Regions from separate parts of the Mus musculus genome. Here region 1 is linked to region 2. Evidence: chromatin loops called from intact Hi-C (ENCODE). Cell type or tissue: heart. All regions are shown on one strand. Links, peaks and the distances in the headings refer to the core of each region. The heading gives the core; the rest is flanking DNA.

The links. A loop is a pair of places that touch in the nucleus more often than their neighbours do. Peaks named below come from ENCODE experiments on the same cell type or tissue, not always from the same donor. Only the 100,000 strongest peaks of a DNase experiment are listed, where the experiment ranks them.
Region 1: a loop joins it to region 2, with 2.6 times the contacts of the local background. A loop is called at or near these places in 3 of 42 quality-filtered maps.

The regions. Positions count from the first base shown.
Region 1 is chrX:166,657,918-166,663,301 of GRCm38, reverse strand. It overlaps Gm1720 (predicted gene 1720), which reads right to left and starts at 1,277. Exons shown (of 9, transcript NR_046015.1): 1 at 1,226-1,277; 2 at 436-515. In heart, for the core only: CTCF peaks have their summits at 241 (motif pointing left), 1,633 and 2,271 (motif pointing left); DNase peaks (open chromatin) are centred at 1,261 and 2,111; H3K4me3 peaks cover 580 bases; H3K27ac peaks cover 1,061 bases.
Region 2 is chrX:166,721,690-166,727,073 of GRCm38, reverse strand. No RefSeq gene overlaps it. Among named protein-coding and RNA genes, the nearest start is that of Gm1720, 62 kb to the right of the region's middle. In heart, for the core only: no CTCF peak of the experiment used is centred there; no DNase peak of the experiment used is centred there.

The sequences.
Region 1 (5,384 bases), core at 116-5,115, 64 kb after region 2:
GAAATGTAAGTCTGCTCTTATTGACGATTGTGATACAAACAAGGAGGGAAGTGTTGAAAGGAGCAAAGATTAAAATGCAGCTCTCGGGGTGGTGGGTGGAGGGGGTAAACTCGGCAGTTAAGATAAAGAGAACACTGGCTGCTCCTGAGGAGGACCCAAGTTCGACTCCCTGCAAAGCGTGCACATGCTGATGCACATCTGTAACTCCAGTCCTGGGGAGTGTAATACCTTCTTCTGGCCTCTGTGGGCACTGCATGAACATGCTGCAGGCAAAACACTCAGAGGCAGAAAAGAAAATAATCAATAATTTTTTAGAAGGAGTTGAAGAGAGAGCTGGTAGATGACTCAGTTGTTAAAGCACTTGCCTCGCAAGCATGCCGACCTGAATTCAGACCCCAAGAGCCCTTGTAAAAAACTGGGCATGGTGGTCCTTACCTGTAAGCCCAACAATGACAAGATGACAAGCAGATCCTTGGAGCACACTGGCCAGCTAACCTAGTCGGCTTGATGAAGTTCTAGAACAGTGAGATAGCTGATCTTCAACAAAAGGCAGAAGGCACCTAACGCCTAATGTACCTTTGAAATTATTTTCTGACCTCCAGCTTCATACACATATGCACATGCGCACTTGCATACACATGGGAGAAAAGATGTTTGAGTTAAGCCTCATTCGTGTGAACAATCCATTCAGAGCCCAATGTTCATTTTAGCTTTGGTTTTCAAATCCCACTTAGCCTGTTATGGCACAGCCTTTTCCCTGACTTGCTTCTTCAGTGTCCAGGTACCTGCTTAGATCTATGTAGCACACACATATAGCCGCAATACAACAACCATTCTGTCTCGCAACTGCTCCTAAGAGCCTCCATGTCACCAGCTACCAGCCAGGATCAGAACAAGTTTGTAGCAAGAGCTTTGAGGGAAGGGATAGTATTGTTTTTAAGTAAACTTTTTAAGGATAGAGATCAAAAGGACCGTCTTCTCATAGGACCTGGCCACCACTCCTGCATATTGTATCCACGTTAACAGATGATATCACTACTTAAAAAAAATAGAGACTGGTAGGCAGTTCAAGAGAAGAAAATGGTGACAGATGACAGTTCCCATATGTTGTCTCTCCAAATCAAAGAAAGAGTTTAAGATGATTGATGGTAAATGTATGCCCTGCCCTGGCTGAGAGCCCTCACACTAACCCTGTAGGCTGAAAGACATAAAAGCTGAAATTCACCCTCTGCTCACTTCCAGGGGGTGAGTCACCAACAGCCTTCCTCACGTTTCTCTGGGCGGAAAGCAGGAGACTTTCCAAACAAGGCTGGGGTTTTGCCGTTTCCTTGGCTCCCTTCACACATAGCCCAGCCATGACCACATGCAGTGACAGGCAGGAACCCATTGCCTTATTTGGGAATGCTGTGGCCCTCTTCGTAGGAGGACCAGAGAAGAGTGAAAAGTCCACATCGAAACCACAATAGCTGACAAAAATAAAGGGAACTCGATCAAGGAAGAGGACAGTTTATCGAGAACAAATATAGAAAACTGTCTGATTTCCCGAATTAGATATTTCCAGGCCCATGGCTTTTTATAGGTCCTTGAGGAAAATACCTAGACTCTTCCATTTTCCTGCAATGATGTCTCCCACTTGCCTTCTAGCGGTACTGCTGGTTGTCTGCAGTTAGCAGTTACTGCTAAGCCAGCTGTTTTTACAAAGGATATTATGTGGGTTTTATTCACCCATAATCCTCTGGGCTAGTACTTCACAAGCCTTGCTCCAGCATGTGCTGTGTGACATTCATTGTGTACCGCTGACAGCAGGGACCCTGTCGGTTCCACCCCACCCCCAACAAAAAAGTAGTGGTGCGGTGAGAAAGAAGAGTAAGCATGTCTGAGCAAGACAGTTTCCCATTAGGAGGGCAGAACTGAAGCAGAACCCTGCTGATCTCCACCGTGCAGGCGAGGCCTCCGCAGAGAGGCCGGGCTGCTCACCCTAGACGAAATGCCTAAAGCTGTAGAGAGACAATCCAGGGATCCTGTACCCTGCAGAGCTCAAGGTGGCTCCCCGCAACCCTTTATTTTTTTTTACGCTGGTTTTCTCCAAATCTAAGGTAGCCCAGTGCTGACAACGAGAAGCAAAGTGAAGCCAGGAGGCTCTGGAAGTCTTGGGTGTGTCGTCTCGTGCTGGAATGTGTGTCCATTGTCAGCTCCAGGATCCCAGAAAAACAAAACAAAATCTCTCCTCCGAGGGACGAGCCTGGTAATTCACTGGTAGAGGGAAGAGCGCCCTCTGCTGTCGCTTGAGATTTTCTGGTTTTGATTTCAAAGACAGCCGTCACACTTCATGTAGAACAGATTTAGGACATATTGTCTGCACTAAATAAGAAAGACACCCTGGGTGTAGACTGTATTAACCAGGTTGTGTTCTGTGTCGTGTGAGAGAGGCCTGAGGGATGACTGGGGAGTCACTTGAAGGCCATTTCATGTGGCTGCTGAGAGAACCATAGGAGAGGTTCTGCAAGGTGTCCATGTCCAAGACTAGAGATTGAACGATTGTTGAGAAACAGCGTTTTCTTTCAGTGGGACTGTGGCCTAGCCAGAACCTCCATTAAATTTCCCTATCTTTTCCCCAGGAAGGCACTCTGAGTACATACCTCAATTTGTTTCTTTGGGAAAGAAAATATGCTTTCCTCATTTATTTCCTCATAAAACCAAATGGCTTAGCTTAGAAATGCTTTATGAAGATAAGAATTAAAGATAAGCACATGTGACCCACTGTTATGAAAAATCCGTTATGTAACTCAATATGCTACCTTAGGGACATGTATGAGTTTGACCCAGACATTCACTTGCCTTAGGAGCTAATTCCAAATGCAATTTGCAACTCACACTTAAATCATAGTTATAATTAATGATTGGGTGATGGAAATGGCCACATAATAAAAGGCCATAAGTGACATGGTTTTAATCCCTTGGTGTTGAGGGTTGGTCTGGTGCTGCTATGTATTCAGATGCTTAATTCTCTACCCCAAGATCTGGTTGCCCCAAGACAAAGTCAAAGACACCAGCTTTTGGTATACAAACCTTGCTCCCCAATTTAAAACTTGGTTAAATAAAAATGTCTACAACCAATTACTGAGGAGAATAGAGAAAGGTGGAGTTTGAGTTACTGGGCTGGGGGTCACAGATAAGGACCACAAAGAGGAGGGGAGAGGAGAGGAGAGGAGAGGAGAGGAGAGGAGAGGAGAGGAGAGGAGAGGAGAGGAGAGGAGAGGAGAGGAGAGGAGAGGAGAGGAGAGAAGAGAAGAGAAGAGAAGAGAAGAGAAGAGAAGAGAAGAGAAGAGAAGAGAAGAGAAGAGAAGAGAAGAGAAGAGGAGGGAATGAATGTCACCAGAAGACTTCCTAGAAAGGGCTAGGTTGTAGACACTTGAACTATACTGGTAGTCATGGGCAAGACAAGGAAGAAGTAACTCTGAAAGACCCTACAGAAGAAGTGATATGGCAATCCAGTGGGACGGTGAGAGGTCAAGCAGAAGGCAAAATCACGGTCTCAGTGCCACATTTATGCTACTGTAACCAAATTCCTTACCCTAATATAGATTCGCTTACTGCTAATAAAACAAACTGCAGTGTTGAACCTTCAATTTTGAAATAGTCAAGAAGGGTTTCCTCTGAAATCCCCTTCTGGTTGTCTGTTTCCCTCTCTTCCCTTTATGTGCCATCATAATTAGCATGCACATGCATGTGATCACTGCTCTGGGGTAGTGGTTCTGAACACGAGGCAATTTTGCTCCTCAGAGGACCCTGTCTGTGATGTTTAACTTCTCCTAGGGAAATGGGGACAAGTATATATTCATCTCAGGGCACCAGTGACAGACCAAGGGAACAATTCCATCCAAGAATCTAGCATGGTAAACTAATATGTTGACTAGGGTTAATTACAGGTGCAGGGATGACTCAAAGACAAATCTGTCATCAAAAATCACATTCCAGTATAGACAATGAATCAAGAAAGCTACATCCCTGGAGATCCATGCAGGCAGCTATACCCAACCCTACCCCAGCAACTGCCCCCTGCTTTTATAACTTTGGAGAATGGCCGTGTGAATTTTCTAACTTTTCATGCTTGGTAAGTTTTATGAGCTTCCTGAGCCTTGTAAATTTCCTTAGGTTCCCCAGTCTCTGGAGTCTCCTTCACCTACCTGGGAGTGAAGGTTTCAATTTGGCTATTCTACTATGTGTAAACTATTTTGTGTCTGTGCCAAGACCCAATTGTCAAATAAGTACTGTGAATGAGAACCCTTGATCAAACCAACCATATCTACAAAGTCGAGAAGGAAGAACCATTCTGGGAGAACTTTTCATAAAGCAGATCAGGGATTCTCGATTGGAGATTATTTTTGCCTGTCAAGCAATGAATGGAGATGGTTTTCCTTGTCCCAGTCCAGGAAACAAATTGTTGCTGGCATTTAATAGTTGCAGGCTAAGGAGGATACTACGCATCTTACAATATACCAGTGGTCCTAAATAGTGACAGTGCCAAGATGGAGAAATCCTGTCCCAAGATCACTTGTGCTAAAGCCACAGGAGTCCCCATTGGTGTTTTCACGCTCTCTTTTAACTGTGCACTTTGGATCCTGCACTTCAGAACTGTCTTTCTGCTTCCAAGCTAGTTTTGAATGTCTAGACGTTACACAGCTCTAACACAGAAACAAGGGTCTGAGAAGGACGTTTGGCACAAAACCCAGCCCTAAAGCAGATTCACACCAGAGAGCAGGCCAGTTGGCCGACAAGGTTGAGCCAGGACAGGCAGTAAGGACCGAGACAAACCATAGTCACAATTCAAAATGACACTCAGCACCAACGGCCCTGCCAAAGACACTCTGTCCTGCCAAGCACAGGGACAAGGTGGCTGAGTATGTGGGGCGGTAAAGACTTTTACTGTAAAGTCAGACTGTTTCTGAAAAGTCATATGATGGGATGGGCAGTTTCAGTGAGCAAGGTGAGGCTTAAAGAAGAGGCTCATTCCTGGAGCAGGGCCCATGACAAGGGAAAGCTGGGACCCTGACTAGAGCTCACACCTCACCTTTAAACCCATATATTATTCCATTGGCACCCAGGGAGATATGTGAAATTGTGGCATTTTGGCAGGGCCAAGAACTGTGAAGTATCTGAGAGCCAATCCATCTCACAAACTCAAGGCTTTCTCTGAAATGGTGTCATGGATAGGTTTGTGAGATTGTTAAACCAAAGGTTTCATTCTTCTTTTTGAAATTCTCTCACGTTCATTTATTGATGAGGGAGTGCATTGTTGGAGCATGAGTGTGGGAGTCAGGAGTCAGTTCTCTTCTTCTACCATGTCCTAGGGCTAGAACTTAGTTTGCCAGTCTTGGTGGCAA
Region 2 (5,384 bases), core at 95-5,094:
CATCCTCAGCTCGTAGTTGAAGAAAATAACAATATGAACTAACCAGTACCCCCCAGAGCTTGTGTCTCTAGCTGTATATGTAGCAGAAGATGGCCTAGTCGGCCATCACTGGAAAGAGAGGCCCATTGGACTTGCAAACTTTATATGCCTCAGTACAGGGGAACGCCAGGGCCAAGAAGTGGGAGTGAGTGGGCTGGGGAGCAGAGCCGGGAGAGGCTATAGGGGACTTTTGGGATAGCATTTGAAATGTAAATGAAGAAAATATCTAATAAAAAAAAAGAAAATAACCAATCGCTGAACTGAGTTGCTGAAAGATCTGACTCCTAAGTTTGCGCTCATGCCCATCACCCCATGGTGCCTGTGGAGAGACGTACCTGAGAAGTTCTAGAAATGACGGTTCACTGTTGGCTCTTCACAGCAGGAGTCTTGAAAAAAGGAACATGGGATTATGCCTAATTATTGAGGGCTAATCTTCTTAGGACCATCAAAGCATCCATTCATGTCAGCTAGGATATTGCCAGAACAGAAACTAAATACACAACCAAATATGACTTAAGCAACAGGGGTCTACTAATAAACCTCATATAACAAGTCCTGGAGGCAGGAGGTTCCAAAAAGTTTACTCAGCACTTCAATAATATGAGAGCAGCAGCAACTCTTGTCTTTGTTTCCATTTTCCACGTGACTCTGTCCTTTTTATATTTCTCGTGGGTCTCTGATGTGGTCTTGTGTAGGCCGCCTCAGCTCCAGAGAGCAGGTATAAGTCAGAAAGGGATAAAACGGCTTTACTCTGGAACTTCCCAGATGTTAGCTCCCCCCTCTCTCACTGGCCAGGATAGTGGCTCCTAGTCTAGACACAAGAGATGCTGAGCAAGAAAGTTTCTGATACTCTCTACCATAGAAGATGAGTTTAGCTGAAACCAAAAGAAAATGCCCAACACAACAGAAGTAAAAGGAGTCTGCAACAGGAGGCCAACCTGGAGGACTCCATTTCACTTAAATCCCATGTGGAAGCTTTCTTTCTTCCTGGAGTCTGCTGAAGTCTGGGAAACCCAAAACCTGACTATTTGCCAAATCCATGGAAAAACAACAGGAGGTGGTGTGCAGAGAGCATGCAGCTTGACGATATCCTCTTTCAGGGCTATTTGCCAGATAGGCCCCAAACCAGCACATAAGGCAACCATGCTGCTCTCGTCATGGGGGCAGCATGCAGAGTATATTTAGGGGGCTTCAGAAACTGCCAACCAAGTCCAGGCCAGAGCAAAAAAGAAAAAAAAAGTGATATAGGGTTGCTGGGCCTAACCTATTATTCTACTTAGTATAGTACTTTGAGCATTTCCAGGAAGAGATGATAAGAATGTTTCAGCTGTGCATCCTGACCTCAAGAAAAGATCTGGTAGTCATAGTATGAACTTAGCATGTGCTATATACCAAACCTTTTTGAAGTAATTCATGTTGCTCTTGAATTTTCAGTGTATGCCTAGTCTTCACTGTATCCTATGAAATAAGCTGCATTTATTACTATCCCACCTACCAACATGGAGTCTGAGACTGAAGGAAACCTAGGCTATTTAAACCACGGCAAGTTTAAATAATCTTAAGATTGTAGTCAAATATTTTTGAATGATTTCATAAAGTCTTGAATCCAATTAATAATTTAAGTCAGTGGCTATAAAAAAATTTTCAGAAAAAGAAACACAGGGTATTATAAATATTATATGGCTCTATAAAGATCAAGGCACACTTTCAAACTGACTTTTTAAAAAAATAATGAGTCTTACCACAGGTCAGGCAGACAATGAGATCAGCCACTAAGACAGGACTAAGCTCCCTGGGTAGAAAACACCTGGAAGATCATTCATTGTTTATAGGTAGATGTGTTCGTGTGATATAGGGAGCCAGATGAATACCCAAAAGGTCAGAGACACAAAATATTTAAGAGTCTGCTGAAACCTATTCCCTGCTCTCCAAGGACACTTGTCAGAACCCCATCCTGAGAGAGCATGAAAATTCAAAATGGTTCCCAGAAATGCTGAGCGAACTCAGCTGTGTTGAGTGGAAGCAATACAGACGCTCTCATGGAAGTACTGAAACTTTCTTCCCCAGACTTGGTATGAGCAGCTCATCTCTGTCTACCTGGAGCAGTCCCTGATTTACAGGCTGAACTGCCACATACTGAGCCATCTCTCAGTTCTGGGAAACGTAGGATGCTTGCTTATCCTACAAAAGAGATTCCCTTAAATAAGAAATTCCCATAGCAACAACCTTTGACGTACCGATCAGAGTTCCTATATGTTGGGTTTCTTGTTGGAGTTGGGAAAAACTGCTAGTTAATGCTGAGGTATTGCGCTGTCTAAAACCAGTAGCCACTAGCTACAGGTGTCTACTAAGCACTTGGAATTTACACATCCAAACTGAGGTGTGCTGGGATGGGGGTGGGGAGTCGGGTGTGAAATAGTCACTCAATTTTTGAATCCATCACTACCCAAATATAAAAGCTTTAACATTTATTGTGCTGATTGCATCTTTGAAAGACAATATTCTGGATATATTGGGCTAAGTGAAAGATACTCATGCATTTAATTGCACCTCTTTATTTCATTTTAATGTGGCCTTTTAGGCATGAAGATGGCATGCATATCTCTCATATTTCAGTTAGGGATAGTTCTTCTAAAAAGATAATTCTAAGGACACTGTCTTTATTAAGAGCAAGTGTTTACAAAAGCAAGTTAAACAGTAATTAGTTGAGCTAATGGGAGGTGTGCAAGAGAGAGGTGTTTTGGAGGCGTTGCCTTGATGCTGCTAAGGCAAAATAGTGACCAAAACAGAGTCAGGCTTTCTTAGGACCAGTGGCTCCAGACCAAGAGACAGTGTGCATAAAAATAACTCCAATGACTTCACTGTTCTGAACATACAGGCTGCTGGCTCCTTTCATACAGTTTGAATCTTTTATGACCCTAAGATACAAAACACACTTTTTCAAGCAATAACTAATGTACTCTAAAGACTTTAAAAAAAAAAAACAACAACAAGCTTTTGAGTTTGGACCAAGTCTTCACTTTCCAAAGAATGTAATGATGATAATAGCTTCTATAGGCAAAAATCACATTTGCAAAGTTTCTATACAGTTTTTCTTCAGCTATTTCCATTTGAGAGTAATTAGACTATGAGGTTATCTGAACAATTGCTTTGAGTGGGGACATGTGTAGTTGCTGGCAAGCATGCATGTATATCTGTGTGTGTGTGTGTGTGTGTGTGTGTGTGTGTGTGTCTGTGTGTGTCTGTGTGTGTGTGTCTGTGTGTGTGTGTGTCTGTGTGTGTGTGTCTGTGTGTGTGTCTGTGTGTGTGTGTTTGTGTGTGTGTGTGTGTCTGTGTGTGTGTCTGTGTGTGTGTGTGTCTGTGTGTGTGTGTGTCTGTGTGTCTCTGTGTGTGTATGTGTGTGTGTGTGTTTGTGTGTGTCTGTGTGTGTGTGTGTCTATGTGTGTGTGTGTCTGTGTGTGTGTGTGTGTGTGTGTGTGGTTGAAGGTGGGTGTCTTTGACTTCCGCCTTATTTTTTGAAACAACTTCTCTCCCTGAACATAGAGCTCACTAATTTGGCTAGACTGGCTGGCCAGCAAGCTCCCAAATCCTCCAGTCTCTGCCTCCTCAGTGCTCTAATCATATATACAGGCATATGCTGCTGGGCCCACCTTCCTAGGTGGGTACTGGGGATCCAAACTCAGGTCCTCATGCTGTTTGCCCAGTCCCAAGCCGCTGGCCCCTGTCCAGGTCTCTTCACAGCTTAGCTTCACACCATAGCCTATCAATGCCTTGAAACCAGCTGTGGTATACTCATACCTTGGAAATTGGCAAAGGCTACCAATCAGGTTGGTCTATTTTGTTGTTACTTGTTTAGTTCCACTTCTGGAAAGCTGTTTATTAAATATTTAACAGTGTATCACTAGTTACAGCTCAAAAATATGAGGGGAAAAAGATTAAAAATACATGTTCTAGAAAACATTAACAGAACATGCATTCCCTGCACACAAGAATTGATTCTCTTAAAAGTTCCTTTAAAATTAAAGGATCTGTGCTAGCTTCAAGGTCTGCGTCACAAGAAAGTACCTATGCTACACCTTTCTCTTCACAAGGCAAAGACAAAAATCATTCAAAACTGAGTGAGCTGTCATGTCCAGGAAGGGAGGGAGCCATCCCCACCGTTCTAATACAGTTGGTGCTCCTAGATTTCTGTCACCTCTCTCCCTCCCCTTCCCTTCTATAACTTGTGCCCCTCTCCTTTTTTATGTGAGTTATTATACACATACAAACACATAGATATATTTGTTACATGGATTTTAAGACAAAGAGCTAGAAGTTCAAGAAACCAAATAACCCATGCAAAGAATTTATCCAAAAAATTTGTGATAGTATGCTTTCTTTTCTTTGATAGCAAAATAATCTGCCACTAGGAGAAAAATATGAGCTGGAAAGGAAAGAGGTTATGGGTGCAGAAATCTATATATACCTAGTATGATATCACTTCAATCATCTGCAGTTGTCTCTCAGCAAATCAAGCCTGGGTTTTTTTGCAATTACTTCATTATTTCCCAACAAGAGAATCAGATTAGATAATGAGGGATGAATTTCAGATTGTGCCTCCTCGTGGAAGTTTGCCATTGACAGTGAGAACGGCTCTGTGATAAACTGCTCTAAATTGGTACATTAGGACAACCATTCTCTCTTAACTCATCCTCTCCCAAGTCCAAACACTTAAATGAAATAAGAAAAATGTTTTCCAGATGGCATCTCAAGTTTTTAGAGTAGGCTGGATTTGATGACACATGCCTCCACTTGGGAGGTGGAGGCTGGAGGATCAAGAGTTCAAGGCCAGTCTCAACTACAATGGGCTGTACCCTCAAATTGTGAGCCAAAGCAAAGCCCTCCTACCTTAAGTGGCAGGGTATTTGATGGCAACGATGACAAAAGTAACTGGTGCATCTAGCTGCTCTTGTGGAATCAAAATCTTTTTCATAGGTCCTTGGTGGCAAAGCTTAATGTAACAAACAGAAGAATGTATATTGGCTTTATCTTTTCCACTTAGCATGAACATCTGTGTCTATAGCTACAGGAGCATGGATGTGTTTGACTATATGGCACTACCCTGCTCTACTGATAGTGATATTACCTGTCTCCGATGTCAGAGTAAGAGTGATGACCACAGACAGTAAAAGATGGGCCAGCAGACAAAGGTTCTTGAGAAATAAACATATAGCTACCAAAATCTGGAAGGGGACTGTGAGTTACTCGACTAACATTCTGGATCAAGGAGGTTCTTTAGTAACCCAGACATGGGCTGATTTTTGCATCTGCCCTTATGTAATTTAGGCATGCTGTTGGGATGAGCA